Regions from separate parts of the Homo sapiens genome. Here region 1 is linked to region 2. A link is an interaction called in ENCODE POLR2A ChIA-PET data of the cell type or tissue named here. Cell type or tissue: PC-9. All regions are shown on one strand.

Region 1 (4,000 bases), 550 kb after region 2:
TGGCTGAATTGTTTCAAGTATGCACAGTGAATCACTGCTGTACTGAATCGCTGCTGTGGAACAGTCAGCGCAGGGAGAAACGACAACGCATATTAATCACTTGATTATGATGTGTAATCATTTTTGTCATTTTTAGAATGTCAAAAAAATCTGTTGCAAAAAAAAATCTCCTTATTGAGTTTTAAAACGTCTGTAGGTTTCTCCCAGTACCCTGGGGCAATAGAGACCCATCATAACATCAACCAGTGATGAGCCCTGCTAATGTGCTGGGTGCTTTAATTAGCACAGCTGTAACCGAGAAAGGATGAACACATTATCTCCAGAGGCTGGAAAACTTGCCTACAGACATGCAATTACTGGTAAAGGGGAGGGGAGAACCCCAGCCTGCTGCCTCCTCTCCACCACTCCACGTGGCCTCAGTGTGCCCAAAGATAGCCCTCCAATCTGTAGAGACCAGCGCACATGGCCCCTGGCTGCCAGCCCCAAAGCCTGGAGCTGTTTCTCCTAAGACATAGTTTCTCAACTGTCTCATGCCCATGGGCTCCTCTGGGAAGAGCCATCAGATCTCTGCAGTGTCTCCTGGGCTAGAGGGAAGCTTTCCTCTCCATACCCTCAGGACAGTAGACCCTGGTTTCCAATGGCAGGTTTGCTGAGCCCAGTGTCTCCTGATATACCCACCCCATTTTCTTTCTCCAGGCAGAAACACTTACTGTGATGCCCTGTGGCAGAACTTTCACTTTTCACCCTAGTTTTTTTGTCCTCAAGCAGTCTGCATTCCCAAGACACTCCTTACTGACAGCAGATGAAACCAGTGCCTGACACTATGCCGGCACATAGTAGGTTTCTCAAGTCTGCTGAAGGAAGTCAGTCCTGGATGAAAACACATGTCACAGAGATACTGCCAGGAAGAGTACTACCTCTGGCTCACACAAACGCACTTTCCAACCAGGTCGTGAGTCCCTACTTCTGGGGAGCTGCCTCTGATCCTTAACCTCTGGCCCTGTTTTGTCCCTGCTATAAACAGATGCCCACTACCCCTCTTCTGGCAGCTGTTGAGATCATCTATTTCCTCTCTCCCAATACATCTGAGCAGCATGAGGGCAGAGACTTGTCTGGGTCCTCTTCATATTTCAGGTGCCCAGCACAGGGCCCGGGGTGTGGCACAGAGAGAAAGCTTTGTTCCTTGGAACCTCCTCAGGAGGGCAGCGATGGCCTAACAGAAACGATATAAGCTAACCCTGAAAACTCCTAGCCCGAGGCCCGGGGAGATAGTGTTCCATGTCATGAGGTTTCTTGCCACCCAGAACCTGGGAAGGCCAGGCCCTCAACTTCGGAGAAAGGGCAGCCTCAGGCGGGAGGCAGAGCAGAGCTGCTCCATAAATCCCCTTCCCACTCGGAGAGAGACACACCACTGGGACAGGCCCGGCCACTTCGGGACATGCCTTGAGTGGAGGGAGAAATGTTTGTGGAATTGAATGGAACAAACTGTAAAATGCTAGCTATTTGTTCCTCTGGCTGCAGAGGCCAGTTGCCCTCTGGGGGCAGTTTGCAGGCAAATTATCTCAGGACGAGGCCTGTTTCCTCTAATGAGGCTTCCCCGCTTTGCAGCTCTGCTCCCAAGAGAGTTGGAGGGGACAATGCTCAGAGCCAACCCCAGAGGCCTGCACTGAGGAAGCATACATGGCTCACCATTCTACACAGTGTGGGCGGCACTACCACTATCCAAGGCAGGGGGATGCTCCCCACGACCTTCTGGGTGCAGGAATTCTGAGCAATGCAGCACCTCCTCCAAGGCCCCTCTGGGGAAACAGGGAGGAAAGGAGCAGGGAGGCATGCTCAGTTATGTAACCAGCTGCCTTGGAGTCAGAGTCCCTGGCATATCTCAGCCCAGCACTACGAGGAGAGGCTGTGGGGGCTGGGGGTCTTTCTTCTCTTTTGCTGCCTCCTCCAGACCTGGCAGACCCTGTAGCAGGCGCTGCTTTCCAAGTGCCTGAGCTCCAAGCAGGCACCTCCTACTTGGGGTTGGGAACCAGGAAAGCTGTTGTTTTCTGAGTGTGTGAAACAGTGGCCTGCTGGCTCCCTTGGCAGAAAGCCAGGCTCGGGGCTCTGCACAGGGGTGAGGGTTAAGAAAGAGGAGCCTGGGGCCAGGATGCCAAGGGACTTCCCTCCACAACCGCCCCCAGCTTCCTGCTCCCCAATCTCTCCCCACTTCCTCCTAGAGAATCTGCCGTGGGTGAGGGGCCAGAGGGGAGTGGCGCCAGCAGCCCCAGCACCACACTGCTGCTGCTGGCCCTGGGCAATCTCACTTCCCTTCCTGCCTTCCTTGGAGCTTCTCCGCTGGCCGGCACAGCCCCCACTCCCTGTGCCCCCACCCCCGCGCACTCAGCTGTGTACACTACCCTGGACCATGGAAAAGAGGGATGAAAGAGGAGGAAGGGGACATGGGAGAGGGAAGGAGCTGAGATCCACCCTCAGTCTTGAATGATGATGGCTTTTTTGTTGTTGTTGTTGAGACAGAGTCTCACTCTGTCACTCAGGCTGGAGTACAATAGTAAGATCTCAGCTCACTGCAACCTTCACCTCCCGGGTCCAAGCAATCCTCCCACCTCAGCCTCCCTGGTAGCTGGGATTACAGGTGTGTGCCACCACACCTGGCTAATTTTTGTATTTTTAGTAGAGACGAGGTTTCACCATGTTGGCCAGGCTGGTTTCGAACTCGTGACCTCAGGTCATCTGCCCACCTCAGCCTCCCAAGAGGCTGGGATTACAGGCGTCAGCCACCATGCCTGGCCGACAATGGCTTTTTATGAAGCCCTTACCCTCTCTGCCCACAGAAACCCCATTAATATTATTATACCTATTTCCCAAAGGAGAAAACTGAGGCCGGAGAGTTTAAGACCCAAGCTGAAGGTCATGGAGCTAGCAAGTGAGCAGTAGAGCAGAGTCTGCCTAACTCTGAATTCCAAACTCCAAACCTCCTGCCTCTAGCTCTGGGAGCCCCTCCTCCACACTCTCTGAGGGTGCTACTTGGGCAATTCCTACACAGATGGAAATGACACTGCCCAGCCCTGGGGAGGGAGCCCTCGGCCTTAAAGAGTCCCTCGCTGAGGACTAGTTTGGGAACCACAGGACAGTCCCAAAGACAGGACCAAGGCTCAAGGGCAGGACATGCTTGGGGAGCCAGGTGGGCAGACTGCTGCTCCCAACTGTCTTCCCTTCCCACCCAGTCTAGGCTGGCTCAGACTCCTACACTGTCTGCCACTTCCAGAAGGCAGGGCTGCCAGAGGCCAAGCTGTCCCGCCAGAATCACACTGCTGCTCACGCCCTCTCCCCTCCTAACGAGAGAAGGAAAGGGTCCTAGGGAGGAGCCTCTAGGCCAAAGCCTCTCCTACTTCCTGCTTGACACATAGAGAAACTGAGGCCCAATGAGGAAAAGCAGCTTGCCTATGGCAGCACAGGGACAGTGAAGAAGTGAGATCCCTGTCTCCCAGGCCAGAGCCCCTTCCCTCCATTCACCCCACTTGGGTGCTCTCCTCAGATGGCACCTTTGGGCATCTGCCCACTTCTCTCCCTCTTTCTCACCTTCCCTCTGCACTTCCTGCTTCCCTCTCCGAGCCCTGCTCTGCAGACCCATTTCTGAGCCTCCCCTGTTACATCTCCTCCCAGCCTCACCACCTCACCCCCCTTCCCTCTGCTCTGGGCCAAGGAGCAATGCTTGGGTGGTTTAATTAGCTGATTATGACCGCAGCCTGCTGGATGCAGTGCCCAGAATTCTGTCCCCAGTAATTAGGTGGGTTCTGAGTACTTGCCCAGTGGGGAGCCGATGGGGAGCTCTGTGCTCTGCCAGCCAAGGGAGGCTGTCCAGCTGAATAAAGAGCTCCTTGATCACCGGTGGGTCATCGGAAACCATGGTCCCCTCCTCAGGCCGGGTCAAACCACACTGGAGGGACTGCAGCCAGACCCAGATGTCCATCCTAAGGAGGGACTCCCTACTCTCCCA
Region 2 (4,000 bases):
TTTTCAGTTCATGACATGTGTTGTATGTGTGTGTTGGGAGGTCTCCAAGACCACCCACAGGTTCACTGATTTGCTAGGGGGACTTAAAGGACTCAATACGTAGTTGTATTCTGTGCTGTGATTTATTACAGTGAAAAGACACCGAGCAAAATCAGTAGAGGGAGAAGGTGTGTGGGACAAAGTCTGGGGAAAACCCATCACAAGCTTCTGAAGTCCTCTCTCAGTGGAGGCACACAAGGTGTGCTTAATACCCTAGCGAGGAGTTGTGACAACGTATGAAATGTTCTCAACCAGGGAAACTCGTTAGAGACTTAGTGATTGGGGTTTATATTAGCTGATCACATAGGCACCCTCTACCTAGCATGTGCTAGAATTTCAGATTCCCCGCAGGAAAGCAGATGTTTGGCATAATTATATTGTTTCTGTAGTTTAGGTACAGTGAACAACTCATCAGTTAAGGAGGGTGGGAACCCTCCTAACATCCAAGTTTCTAGGCACCAGCCAAGGGCAAGCCTTGGAAGCAGGCCTTTTTAAGGATAGACATCTTCTCCCACTGATGTGTTAGAAAGAAAGAAAAGGATAGACAGGCCTGCTGTGTCAACTCTTTGCTGTGTATGTGTACGTGTACATGTGTGCACTTGTGCATATGCATGCATGCAACATTTAGCATAGAGTGTGCTTTTCATTAAACGTTAGCTGTTTTTACTTATTTATTATGGGGATTCTTCATTGGTTACTACTACTGTTACTTTTAATTGTGCTCTTCCGCATTCCTATGAGGTAGCTTGGCCGGTATTTTGATCCCCATTTGATAGACAGGAAGACTAAGGCAAAGAGAAGCTTCAACATGTATTTTTATATATATATATATGATATATATATATGATATATATATGATATATATATATGATATATATATGTTATATATATTATATATATGTTATATATGTTAGATATATATGTTATATATATTAGATATATATATGTTATATATATTAGAGATATATATATATGTTATATATATTATATATAAAATTTCCCAAGGCTCCATCATTCAAGTTTTGACATTTCTAAATACTCTCGCTTAATTGACAGAGCAGGTATCTGAACCTAATGTTACGTTCTTTTTGCAAGCCCACAAAAAAAAAGTGAGGATTTTTTTTTTCCTTCTTAGCATTTTTAGAGGGTACAGCTAAGATAGAACGTAGGATTAAATGTTTAAGTTAATATCACTTTGGACCAATTCACAACCTTTTATGCTTAACTGTTTTAGTATTCAAGAAGTACTTTACTTTCTATGTAATTTTTGAGCTTTTGGGCACGGTGTCATTTAATATAGCACAGTCCTGTTGGGGCAAAAAATGATCCTTAAAGCATTAAACATTGTTCATCTTAATCCAACTAAACTGATTAATATCAGTACTAATTTTGGTGACTGTAAATTAGTACCCTACCTCTACCCCTGCACATCACCTTTTGCAGTCAAACAAGCCAGAGGCATAGTAAGATTTCAGTCATTATGCTGAGTTCCTCCTTGGTCTTATATGAACTTTGAGATTTCTTAATATCCCAAAGTGAATTTAACTTTTCATGTAATATATGTATCAAAGTAGTTGGAACATTATCTTTGTTTTCTTTTCTTTTTTTTTTTTTTTTTTGAGACAGAGTCTTGTTCTGTCCCCAGGCTGGAGTGCAGTGGCACGATCTCAGCTCACTGCAAGCTCTGCCTCCCAGGTTCACACCATTCTCCTGTCTCAGCCTCCCAAGTAGCTGGGACTACAGGCACCTGTCACCACACCTGGCTAATTTTTGTATTTTTAGGAGAGACGGGGTTTCACCATGTTAGCCAGGATGGTCTTGATCTCCTGACCTTGTGATCTGCCTGTCTTGGCCTCCCAAAGTGCTGGGATTACAGGCGTGAGCCACTGTGCCTGGCCTGTTTCTTTTTTTTTTTTTTTTTTAAGAGTTGAAGTCTTGCTCTGTTGCCTAGGCACAATCATGGCTCAGTACAGCCTCAAACTCCTGGGCTCGAGCAGTCCTTCTGCCACAGCCTCCTGAGTAGCTGGGACTATAGGTGTGCACCATCATGCCCTGCTAATTGTTGGGGGGTTTTTTTGTTTAATTTTTGTTTGTTTGTTTTTTGCAGAGATGAGGTCTGTCTGTGTTGCTCAGGCTGGTCTCGAACATTTGACCTCAAGAGATCCTCTCACCTTAGCCTCCCAAATTGCTGGAATTATAGGCATGAGCCACCACTCCTGGAGATTATCTTTGTTTCTTATAGATTGTACCTGCAAGTAAATTGAACCAAACCACAATTTAAAGAATGCTGTCCCACCAGTACCAGAGACAATTTTATACTCAGTAAATTCTGCTGCATGCCACTCTACTGGCTAAAATAGTTTGCAAAGTGTTTTTACTCATATTGCACTCATCTGATCCTTATAATAACCTGTGATGATGGGTATTCTGATTTTACAGAAGAGGAAGTTGAGACTGACTTATCCAAGGCTCTCAACCTTCTAAGTTGGGGATCAGGCTTACTGTGTAAAAAATGAAAATGTTAAGCTCTTGAAACATTTTGTACTAAATATCAGTGAAGTATTTTGGAGAAAGCAAATTCTCCAACAGTAAGTGAAAATTACCATTTCTACCAGGCTATTGCTAAAATATTTTTGGTTTCTTGTGTTGGATAGTATACTTATTTATAAGCCTGAATAAGATTATGCTCCTTATGTTGCTTCTCAAATAAAAATAAAGATTTAGAATTTTTAAAAAGCAGATCTGAGAAGAATCTTATGCATTCTACCAGAAGAAAATATGATGGAATTTGTTATTGTATCTTGGCCTAAAGGAAAGTCTTTCCAAACATAATAAAAAACGCAGAAGCCATAAAAGAAAAGTTTGATTAATATAACTACATAAAAATAACCACTATAAACAAAGTCAACACAATTGATACACCGGGAAGAGTATTGCTAGTCATGTAACATAAAGCTAATTTTTCTTAACAAATCAAGAAGAAAAAGTTAATACAAGTAGGAGTAAGGAAATGCATATGCATTTCATATCAAAGGAAATGCAAATTACTCTTAACCATATAAAAACACTCAATTTCACTCATAAAATATAAGCATATAAAATGCAAAATTTCATCTGTTAGATTAGCAAAGCGAAAAGGTTTCAGCACTCATGGTGTTGGAAAAGATGTGAGTAGATCGGCTTCTTGGGAGGCTTAAGGCAGAGGGATCTCTTGAGGCTGGGAGTTTGAGGCCATAGGTCACTATGATTATGCCTGTGAATAGCCACTGCACTCCCTCCTGGGCAACACTGTGAGACCTCATCTCTAAAAAAAGTGAAAAAGAGGTGTGAGGAAATGGCACTCCCATGCATTGCTGGCGGGACTATAAATTGATATAGGCTTCATGACAGAGGGGCAATTTGGTGTTCCTCTCAAAAAGCATGTATCCTTTGACCCAGGGGTTCTGATTCTAGCAATTTATCCTATGGGTACATCTGCAGACATGTAAAATGATATATATGCAAGATATTCATTACAGCATTCTTTCAATAGTCTCTGGAGATTTAAACTCACCTTGTTGCCTGTATTTAGAACTTTTTATTCTTAATATAATTTTATCTTCTCTCTTTTTTTTCTTAATCAGTTTTACTAGAGACTGATTTATTGGTTATTTCAAGGTACCATGTAAAAAATTGAATCAGCTAGGGTTGTTAGTTGCAATCGACAGAAATCTACTCTGGCAAATTTAATCAGAAAAGGAATTTATTGAAAAAGAATATTAGCCCAAAATTACCACCTTGGTAGGTAGAAAACTAGGCTTGGAAAATGGCATCCAGGATCAAAGAGCAAAGTCTGTGTAATACAAATTCTTTGAAATTTTTTGAAGCATCTTTATGACCTAATGTATCATCAATATTTTAAATTGTTTGCCTTAAGAGATATGTATTCTATTCATTGGGGGTTTATATATACATAAACATA

What was found. Peaks named below come from ENCODE experiments on the same cell type or tissue, not always from the same donor. Only the 100,000 strongest peaks of a DNase experiment are listed, where the experiment ranks them.
Region 1: POLR2A ChIA-PET joins it to region 2 with 12 read pairs; 1 of 35 experiments calls an interaction of 5 or more read pairs at or near these places.

What each region holds. Positions count from the first base shown.
Region 1 is chr11:75,338,646-75,342,645 of GRCh38, forward strand. The region is part of intron 1 of ARRB1 (arrestin beta 1); the gene reads right to left. Among named protein-coding and RNA genes, the nearest start is that of MIR326, 5.5 kb to the left of the region's middle. RefSeq lists enhancers at 1,876-2,739, 2,103-2,292, 2,740-3,603. In PC-9, a CTCF peak has its summit at 1,265; a DNase peak (open chromatin) is centred at 2,106; H3K4me3 peaks cover 715 bases; H3K27ac peaks cover 1,757 bases.
Region 2 is chr11:74,784,302-74,788,301 of GRCh38, forward strand. All of the region lies in intron 1 of RNF169 (ring finger protein 169), which reads left to right. Among named protein-coding and RNA genes, the nearest start is that of RNF169, 37 kb to the left of the region's middle. In PC-9, no CTCF peak of the experiment used is centred here; a DNase peak (open chromatin) is centred at 2,330; H3K27ac peaks cover 324 bases.